2 separate regions of the Homo sapiens genome follow, and region 1 is linked to region 2. The links are chromatin loops, found by intact Hi-C in ENCODE. Cell type or tissue: gastrocnemius medialis. All regions are shown on one strand. Each heading gives the region's core, and the rest is flanking DNA. Links, peaks and the distances in the headings are about the cores only.

Region 1 (2,500 bases), core at 1-2,500, 540 kb after region 2:
CACTTTACTCTCCTACTCGAGCATATAGTCACGATAGCCATGGGGGCAGACATCTACAGTGGCAGAAGCACATGGATTTTGGATTTTTTCGGATTTGGGGCTATGTATATTATACTTACTGGTTGAGCGTCCCTAATCTGAAAATCCGAAATCAGAAATGCTCCAGTGAGCATTCCTTTGAGTGTCATCTTGGTGCTCAAAATGTTTTAGATTGTGGAGCATTTTGGATTTTGGAAATGAGGGATATTCAACCTGTACTTCCTTAGTTATATAGTAAGTACTGGAAGTGGTTCAACTACTCTAAGTGGTTCCCTTCCTTCCCTAGTTATTTTATTTATTTATTTTTTGAGACAGAGTCTCCCTCTGTTGCCCAGGCTGGAGTGCAGTGGCGCCATTTTGACTCACTGCAAGCTCCGCCTCCCGGGTTCATGCCATTCTTCTGCCTCAGCCTCCCGAGTAGCTGGGACTACAGGCGTCCGCCACCACATCCAGCTAATTTTTTGTATTTTTTAGTAGAGATGGGGTTTCACCATGTTAGCCAGGATGGTCTCGATCTCCTGACCTCGTGATCCGCCCGCCTTGGCCTCCCAAAGTGCTGGGATTACAGGCGTGAGCCGCCATGCCTGGCCCCTTCCCTAGTTCTTTTTTGGGGTTAGTTATCAGTCTCCTTTGTCTGTCTCTTTCCCCTCCTAATCTTGAAGTTCAATGAAAAGACAGGAGATGAAACAAAGAAGGAAGTGAACAGGGACTGTGCTCAGAAGTATTATAGCATCAGCCTGCTAATGGCTTCCTCTTCCCTTATCTGTACTCCCAGGCCATCCTGACTTGGGTGGGGTAACCCGAGATTACCATTCTGATCACAGGATTCTGCTCCAGACAAGGGTGGCGGAGCTGCGGTGCCTGGGTCCTCTCGTGATCCCCAGGACAGCCTCTCCCTCCTGGGAGCTTGGAGCCACCCCTCGGTCTCCATGGGTCCAGAGAGAGGCCACCCTGGCTAGAGAGGGGGCTGGGAGGGGTGGCCTCGAGTTGGGGGCCAGAAGTCGAGGGCTGGCTGTCTTTTTTTTTGAGATGGGGTTTCACTCTTGTTGCCCAGGCTGGAGTGCAATGGCATGTTCTTGGCTCACTGCAACCTCTGCCTCTCGGGTTCGAGCGATCCCCCTGCCTCAGCCTCCCGAGTAGCTGGGACTTCAGGTGTGGGATATCACGCCCAGCTAATTTTTTGTATTTTTTAGTAGACATGGGGTTTGACCATGTTGGCCACGATGGTCTTGATCTCCTGACCTCGTGATCCACCTGCCTCGGCCTCCCAAAGTGCTGGGATTACAGGCATGAGCCACTGCACCCGGCCCGGTCTTAACTGTTTCTGAGCTGAGAGGTCACTAGAGAACTGAGAGAATGGTAGCTTGTTCTGGCCCCTCCTTGGGAGAGGGTGTGTGCTGGTGTCTATCACTCAGAGAGTGGGCGGGGCTGGGAAGGGAAGTTCCAAACCCATGACGAAGAAGAGGGCTGTTCTGGGGTGGAGCAGGAACTTTCTTGGCTCTGGGGTTTCCTTGTCTGTCAAATGACCAGGTGAGATCCAAAGTCTAAGCCAGCTCTGATATTTTAGTGTTTAGATCCCTGTGGCTTCATCCTCTTAGTCCCAAAGTCCAGGCTGATGGAAGGATATTTAGTTGATTCTGGGCCCCCTTGGTGCAGAATCAGGCCTGGTGACTTGCCCAGACACTCCTGGGTGTATCTTTTTACTCATTTGCTCTCGTGGCTATGAGGTCAGCTGTGCCCTGGGGTAGGAGGATAAAGTGTTTTCTTGTGGGGGCAGATAAAGGAAAAGGGAGGGGAACAAATCGTCAGATCTGGGCTGTGCTCCTGCGCCTGCTGGGTGGGGTTTCCTGAGATGTGCATTCTGAGCTATTTTTTTCCACTCTGGGCATCCGTCTCTGGCAGGGAGGAGGGCAGGCTGCCTGGACCAGTCAGCTGCTCCTTTCCATCCCTCCCTCCAGTACACATACTCTCCTCTTGCTGTAACCCCAGTAGCTCAGGCCTCCTCTGCAGATTCCGGAGCCTTAACCCTTCAAATACCCCCAGGAGAGCCCCAGCCGGGGCCTCAGTAGGCAGACAGCAGGATTACCACACTGAGAGGGCTCCAGGGGAGGAGGTGCTTCCGCCTCTGCATCTGAAAACCTTGACACCCAGCAAGTCCTGCTGTCTGAGCTCACCCACTTGTGCCGCTGCTGTGGTAGAAAGCAGGGGCTCTGGTTCCTTCCTAATGGGGGACTGGGGCCCTGAGAGAGGAGCAAACTTAGATCTATAATGGGCAAGGATAGGGCACAGTCTGAATGCCTTGATAACAGGCATTGTGAGGCAAGGAAGAATGTTCTAATCGAGCTGTCTGCAGACAAGGGGCTTGCTCCATGTTGCTGGAGTTCCTTCAAGCAGAAGGTGGGCCAGACACAGTGGCTCATGCCTGTAATCCCAGCACTTTGGGAGGCCTCGGTGGGTGGAT
Region 2 (5,613 bases), core at 1,670-4,169:
AAAGCCTCATGGTTGGAGGTATAGAGGGGGCAGGTCTGTGTCTTCCATAAAGCTTAGTGGTTATAAATGTGGTGCCTGAGTCTGGGTTTGATTCTTGGCTCCATCCCACTAGCTTTGAGATTTTGATCAAGTTACTTAATCTATTTATGCCTTGGTTTTGTCATCTGTAAAATTGTAATAGTCAAAGTATTTCCCTCACAGGGTTGCAAGGGATTACACAGGACATGGCATATAATGTGTTTTGCACAGTGTGTAGTAGACACTAAGCACTGCACGAACATGCAGGGTCATTATCTACATATGTAATTCCTAATCCTACCTCAATCCTGCAACGTAGATGTATTAGTTAGAGAGAGGCTTGGCTGCTATAACAAAGGTTCAATTTGTCGATCGTTTAAACAAGACAGAAATTTATTTATCTCTAACATAACAATCCAGAGGTAGGCAGACCAGGACAGGGGTGGGGGATGTTCTATCATTTTCAAACTGCATTTTCCATCGTTGGGTTCAGTTTGCTGCTCCGGCTCCCATCATCGTATTGTAATTCTAGCCAGTAAGAAAGGGTTCCCTTTCCTCCTAGGGGTACCCTTCTATCATATAATATATATGTATATAACATTGCTGCTCAAATTTCATGGTCAAACTTAGTCATATGGCCATACTATCTGCAAAAGAAGCTGTGAAATATAATCTTGCATTCAGTTAAAATTGTAGTGGTTTACTAACAGCAGAAGAAGGGTAGAAGAGATATTGCTCTACTAGAGCTCACCCATCTGGCCATCCCACACAAAAAACACAGTTACTGCCCTTCAAAAGGAGGCAAGTCAGAGTTCCATCTGAGTACGGCACCCAGCTGAGAGTCCAGGCTATCTGAGGGGTGGGCAGTTCCTTCTTCCAGGTAGATGGACACCCTATGGTCTGGTGACCTAAAAACTAACAGGCAGGTGATTTGCACCTCCTACTCCCCACAGACAACAGTGGAGGAAGAAGAGGGTAAGCTCAATTAAAACACTGACTCATGCTGAGCACACTGCTACGCGCCTATAGTCCCAGCTACTGAGATAGGAGGATCATTGAGCCCAGGAGTTTGAGACTAGCGTGGACAACATAGTGAGACACTGTCTCAAAAAAAAAAATCCACTTGCAACTGAAAGAATGGCAAACACCCAGCAGCTGCTGGATCTTAATTATCAAATCTGGTTGGGCAGGAATGGCTAAGCCCTTTCCTGGCAGTGGAGTAAGTTCTTGGTCAGCACATTTGACCACCCCTGGTTCTGCTCTCTGGGAAGATCTCCCCTTTCCACTCTCCTATGTAGCCTCTGGCTTTTCCTGCTGGGAAGCTGTTGTTTATCCAATATCCTTTGTCCCACACTGGCAAACTTGTGCTTTCTGCAGTCCTTCCAGCCTTCACAGCCCTCTTCCTGCTGGTGCGGATTTGGAGGGCTGGGAATAAGGCAAGGGAAGGGGTGTCAAACCAGGCTTTGCTGATCAGGCTTATGGTTTCTTTGCCAATACAACACCCTCACAATCTTAGAAGCCTTCTGAGTGGCTCCATGTTTGAGTAACCACAGCCAATGGCCTCATGTAGACCTTATTTTTATGCTTGAACACTCTGGACTTGGTGTTCTTCCTACTCTCCTTTCTCTCAAACTGGTGGTGGCTATCTTGAGTCCATTTGAAAAAACATGCTTGGTGTGAAGGAAATTCTCTTACACTGATCTCTGTCCTCTGAGCCAGTTCCCACTGTCCAGTGAGCAGATGTCCTTGAGAAAGGCTGGGGACCACAGGAACAGCCCTGGCCAAGGCTGTCCTCCCAACTCCATTCTCCTCCACCCTCCCCATTGGCAGAGTAGGAACATTGAGGGTTGATGGAAAACACATGTAATAAACTCAGACAGAAATTCACCAGTCTGTTGTTGAGTGTCCACTCCAGGGCCAGGGCTGGGATGGAAGAGGCTGGAAGGAGGAGAGAAAGGGAGGGGCAGAGAGAGGAAAGCCGGAGCAGCTGGGTCAGCATTCCCAATCCGGACATTGACTCAGGCTCCGGGAATGCCAAGGAAGAGGGTGGCAGCTACTGGAGCCAGGCTGGGATCCTGTTGGCACCAGGGATGTAGGCACAGCACTCACAGAGGGTTGGGGGCTGGGACACCTGCACACCCAGGCATATCTCCCAACCACAGGTGGAAACAGATGTCTCTTCCCCTGCGGGGAGCTCTGAGTGCTCCCCACGCCTTCGAGGTGATTCTCACAGCTCTTCACCTGCCTGAAACACCCACTCCATCTCCTTCACCTGAGAGAGGGACACACTCCAGGGACTCAAATCTGGACATCTGGACATACACTAGCTGCTCTCCTGGACTACCCACAAACCCCTTGCCTCATCTCCAGCCTCTGAGCTGGCTGCAACTTGCCCTTTCTAACTCCAGCACCACCCTCTACTGAAATTAGAACAAGGAAGAAAGTTATGCTGATCTGCCTCCATGTTCCCTTCTTTGGTGCCTGATAAAGATGAGGGAGGCTCTTGGAATAGGGGCTCAGGACTCTGAGAGCCCAACTCTGCTCAATGACCATGTTCCCACATGCTCCAAGCCACATCCCCTCAAAAAGGGTCCCTCTAGCTTGTCCTCAGTGACCCAGGAGGCAGCTGAGGACCAAGTACCCAGATTATCCGGTGCGCCCCTTCCCTCCCAGCAACCCCCAGCCTTCAGGGCTGTAGCAGCTGAGCAAATGGGGGCCCCTCCCTCTCATTGCCTGACACCCAATCAGAGAGAAACCGATCCTGGCAGGGCAGGGTGCCCGGGGCCGGGCCCAGAATAGTGCAGCCCAGCCACAGTGTCGCACACTTGCTCTCAGTTGGTCTGGGGCTGGCCACATGGAGCCCGGGCTGGAGCACGCACTGCGCAGGGTATGGGGGTCCCAGGGGAGCCGGAGCCGGGGCAGCTGAGGCCAGAAGATTGAGCGCACGGGCTGTGAATGTGTGTGTGGGCGTGTGTGTCTTCTGGTGTGTGTTTGGTCTGGATTTTCTCGTGAATATGGGCATGTGCATGTTTGGGCATATGTATTGTGAGTGTGTGTGGTTCTGTGTGCCTGGGAGTGTTTGGATGTGTGTGTTTCTGTGTGTGTTTGTGTATGGCTGCATGTCTGTGTATGGCGTGTGTCTGAGCGTGTGTATTGGTGTGCATGGGTGTGTAGGCGTGTGTTCAGGGAGAAGGGGTTTGGGAATGTAAGGCACTTTCCCCACTCCTTCAGAAACTCTTCTCCCCACAGACCCCTTCCTGGAGCAGCCTTGGGGGTTCTGAGCATCAAGGTAGGGAGAATGCCCCCTCCCTGGGGCCTAACCTCTTCCCCCACCTCCTTGTCCCCCACTTTTCTGGGACCCCAATTCCCTCCCAGCCTGGCTTTTATCTTCCTCCTTTTGGTCTTTCTTCCTCATTGTTCTTCCTCCTTTCCCCAGGTGTGTTTCCCTCACCTCCAATTTCCTCTTTTCAGAAGTGACTTTCCCACTTACTTGCTGTGTGATTTGCAGCAAATTGCTTAACCTCTCTGAATTTCTGGTCCCTCACTAGCAAAATAGGGATGATAATAATGCCTGCTTTATAAGGCTGCTGTAAGTTTTAAATGAGAAATATGTTGGAGAAAAGCCCATTGGAAGCTTGCAAATCCTAAAGATTATGAATAACATTTGAATTGATTTTGATGCATTACTCCCTATTAACCAAACAGGCCCCATTCCCCTTCCAGAGATGAGCTTCCTAGAGCAAGAAAACAGCAGCTCATGGCCATCACCAGCTGTGACCAGCAGCTCAGAAAGAATCCGTGGGAAACGGAGGGCCAAAGCCTTGAGATGGACAAGGCAGAAGTCGGTGGAGGAAGGGGAGCCACCAGGTCAGGGGGAAGGTGAGGCCAAGGCCAGTTCTGGGGAGGTGGGAGCCAGGGGAGTGGGAAATCCCAGAGGAGCCTGGGTCTGGTCTCTACCTCAGGTCCCTCCATAACACAGAGTTGGACCCAACCTTCATCTTGTGGCCTCAGTCTCCCTACATAGTAGAGAACAAGGCACTGCAGTGCCAGAGGCCAGCATGGCCAACTCAGAAAGATGGGACAGAGCCACTACCTGGGGCGACTCTCAGGTCAGCCCCTCACCTGCAAATAGGGCCACAGCATCCAGGCTTCCCACTGCTGCTGTGAGATGAATGGCGACAGCAGATGAGAACGTGCTTTGGAAGATGGAGTTACTGTCCTCTTCCCCTCCTCCCCCAAACAGGTCCCCGGTCCAGGCCAGCTGCTGAGTCCACCGGGCTGGAGGCCACATTCCCCAAGACCACACCCTTGGCTCAAGCTGATCCTGCCGGGGTGGGCACTCCACCAACAGGGTGGGACTGCCTCCCCTCTGACTGTACAGCCTCAGCTGCAGGCTCCAGCACAGATGATGTGGAGCTGGCCACGGAGTTCCCAGCCACAGAGGCCTGGGAGTGTGAGCTAGAAGGCCTGCTGGAAGAGAGGCCTGCCCTGTGCCTGTCCCCGCAGGCCCCATTTCCCAAGCTGGGCTGGGATGACGAACTGCGGAAACCCGGCGCCCAGATCTACATGCGCTTCATGCAGGAGCACACCTGCTACGATGCCATGGCAACTAGCTCCAAGCTAGTCATCTTCGACACCATGCTGGAGGTGAGGCCACGGCTCTGCCCAACCTGTACTCACTCTCCATCCACACGGTGCTGCAGCCGCCACTCCCACCCTGCAGGATGCCCTGCTGAGCCAGGTGCCCCTGCAAGCCCCCTGAAAGGACTCCTTCTTAGCACTATGGAGGCCAGTTGGGGGAGGGACAGCTTCTACTCTCTGTTAGCACACGTAATTGTCATCACAGCTCTGCCACTTAGTAGCTGTAGGACCTTGAGTTACATTACCTTTCTTGTCTCTAAAATGGGGATCGAAATGCCTGCTGCACCCTACATAGTTCAGAGGATTCTTGGACTACCCAGTATAAAGCGTGAACAAAGTATGTGTAAGACATTGCAGAGGCCGGGCACGGTGGCTCATGTCTGTAATCCCAGCACTTTAGGAGGTCGAGGTGGGCAAATCACAAGGTCAGGAGTTCGAGACCGGCCTGACCAACATGGTGAAACCCCATCTCTACTAAAAAAAAAAATACAAAAAATTAGCCGGCCGTGGTGGTGGGCGCCTGTAATCCCAGCTACTTTGGAGGCTGAGGTAGGCGAATCACTTGAACCCAGGAGGCAGAGGTTGCAGTGAGCCGAGATCGTGCCACTGCACTCCAGCCCGGGAGACAGTGCGAAATTCCATGTCAAAAAAAAAAAAAGGCATCACAGAGTGACTTAGAAAAAAGAGTAGGGGACTCTCTTGGTAACAGAAAAAATAATGAGCTCTGGCACCTGCTCTTCCATTAGGCTTAGCTATAAATGTCTATAATCTTATTCTTATCATTGTTATGCAGTGCAGTGTTTCCCAAAACACGGTGTATGTATTGTCCATAGCATGCATTTTGATTCTAATGGTTCGTGAAAAAATATGTCTATTTCAGTAGCTTTATATTTGTTTTAGGCTGTGTTAAAAAAATATAACCAGCATGTGCAGATAGTACTGCTTAGGACGGGG

The links. A loop is a pair of places that touch in the nucleus more often than their neighbours do. Peaks named below come from ENCODE experiments on the same cell type or tissue, not always from the same donor. Only the 100,000 strongest peaks of a DNase experiment are listed, where the experiment ranks them.
Region 1: it touches region 2 in a loop (14-fold over the local background); 7 of 110 quality-filtered maps call a loop at or near these places.

What each region holds. Positions count from the first base shown.
Region 1 is chr2:218,286,276-218,288,775 of GRCh38, reverse strand. The region is part of intron 2 of PNKD (PNKD metallo-beta-lactamase domain containing); the gene reads right to left. The region is part of intron 1 of TMBIM1 (transmembrane BAX inhibitor motif containing 1); the gene reads left to right. Among named protein-coding and RNA genes, the nearest start is that of TMBIM1, 5.0 kb to the left of the region's middle. RefSeq lists enhancers at 1,457-1,836, 2,098-2,500. In gastrocnemius medialis, for the core only: no CTCF peak of the experiment used is centred there; DNase peaks (open chromatin) are centred at 922, 1,465 and 1,855; H3K4me3 peaks cover 1,794 bases; H3K27ac peaks cover 2,500 bases.
Region 2 is chr2:218,829,030-218,834,642 of GRCh38, reverse strand. PRKAG3 (protein kinase AMP-activated non-catalytic subunit gamma 3) reads left to right here and starts at 2,840. Exons shown (of 14, transcript NM_017431.4): 1 at 2,840-2,905; 2 at 3,268-3,307; 3 at 3,742-3,897; 4 at 4,262-4,665. The coding sequence starts at 2,873. In gastrocnemius medialis, for the core only: no CTCF peak of the experiment used is centred there; DNase peaks (open chromatin) are centred at 2,032 and 2,802; H3K4me3 peaks cover 2,028 bases; H3K27ac peaks cover 2,500 bases.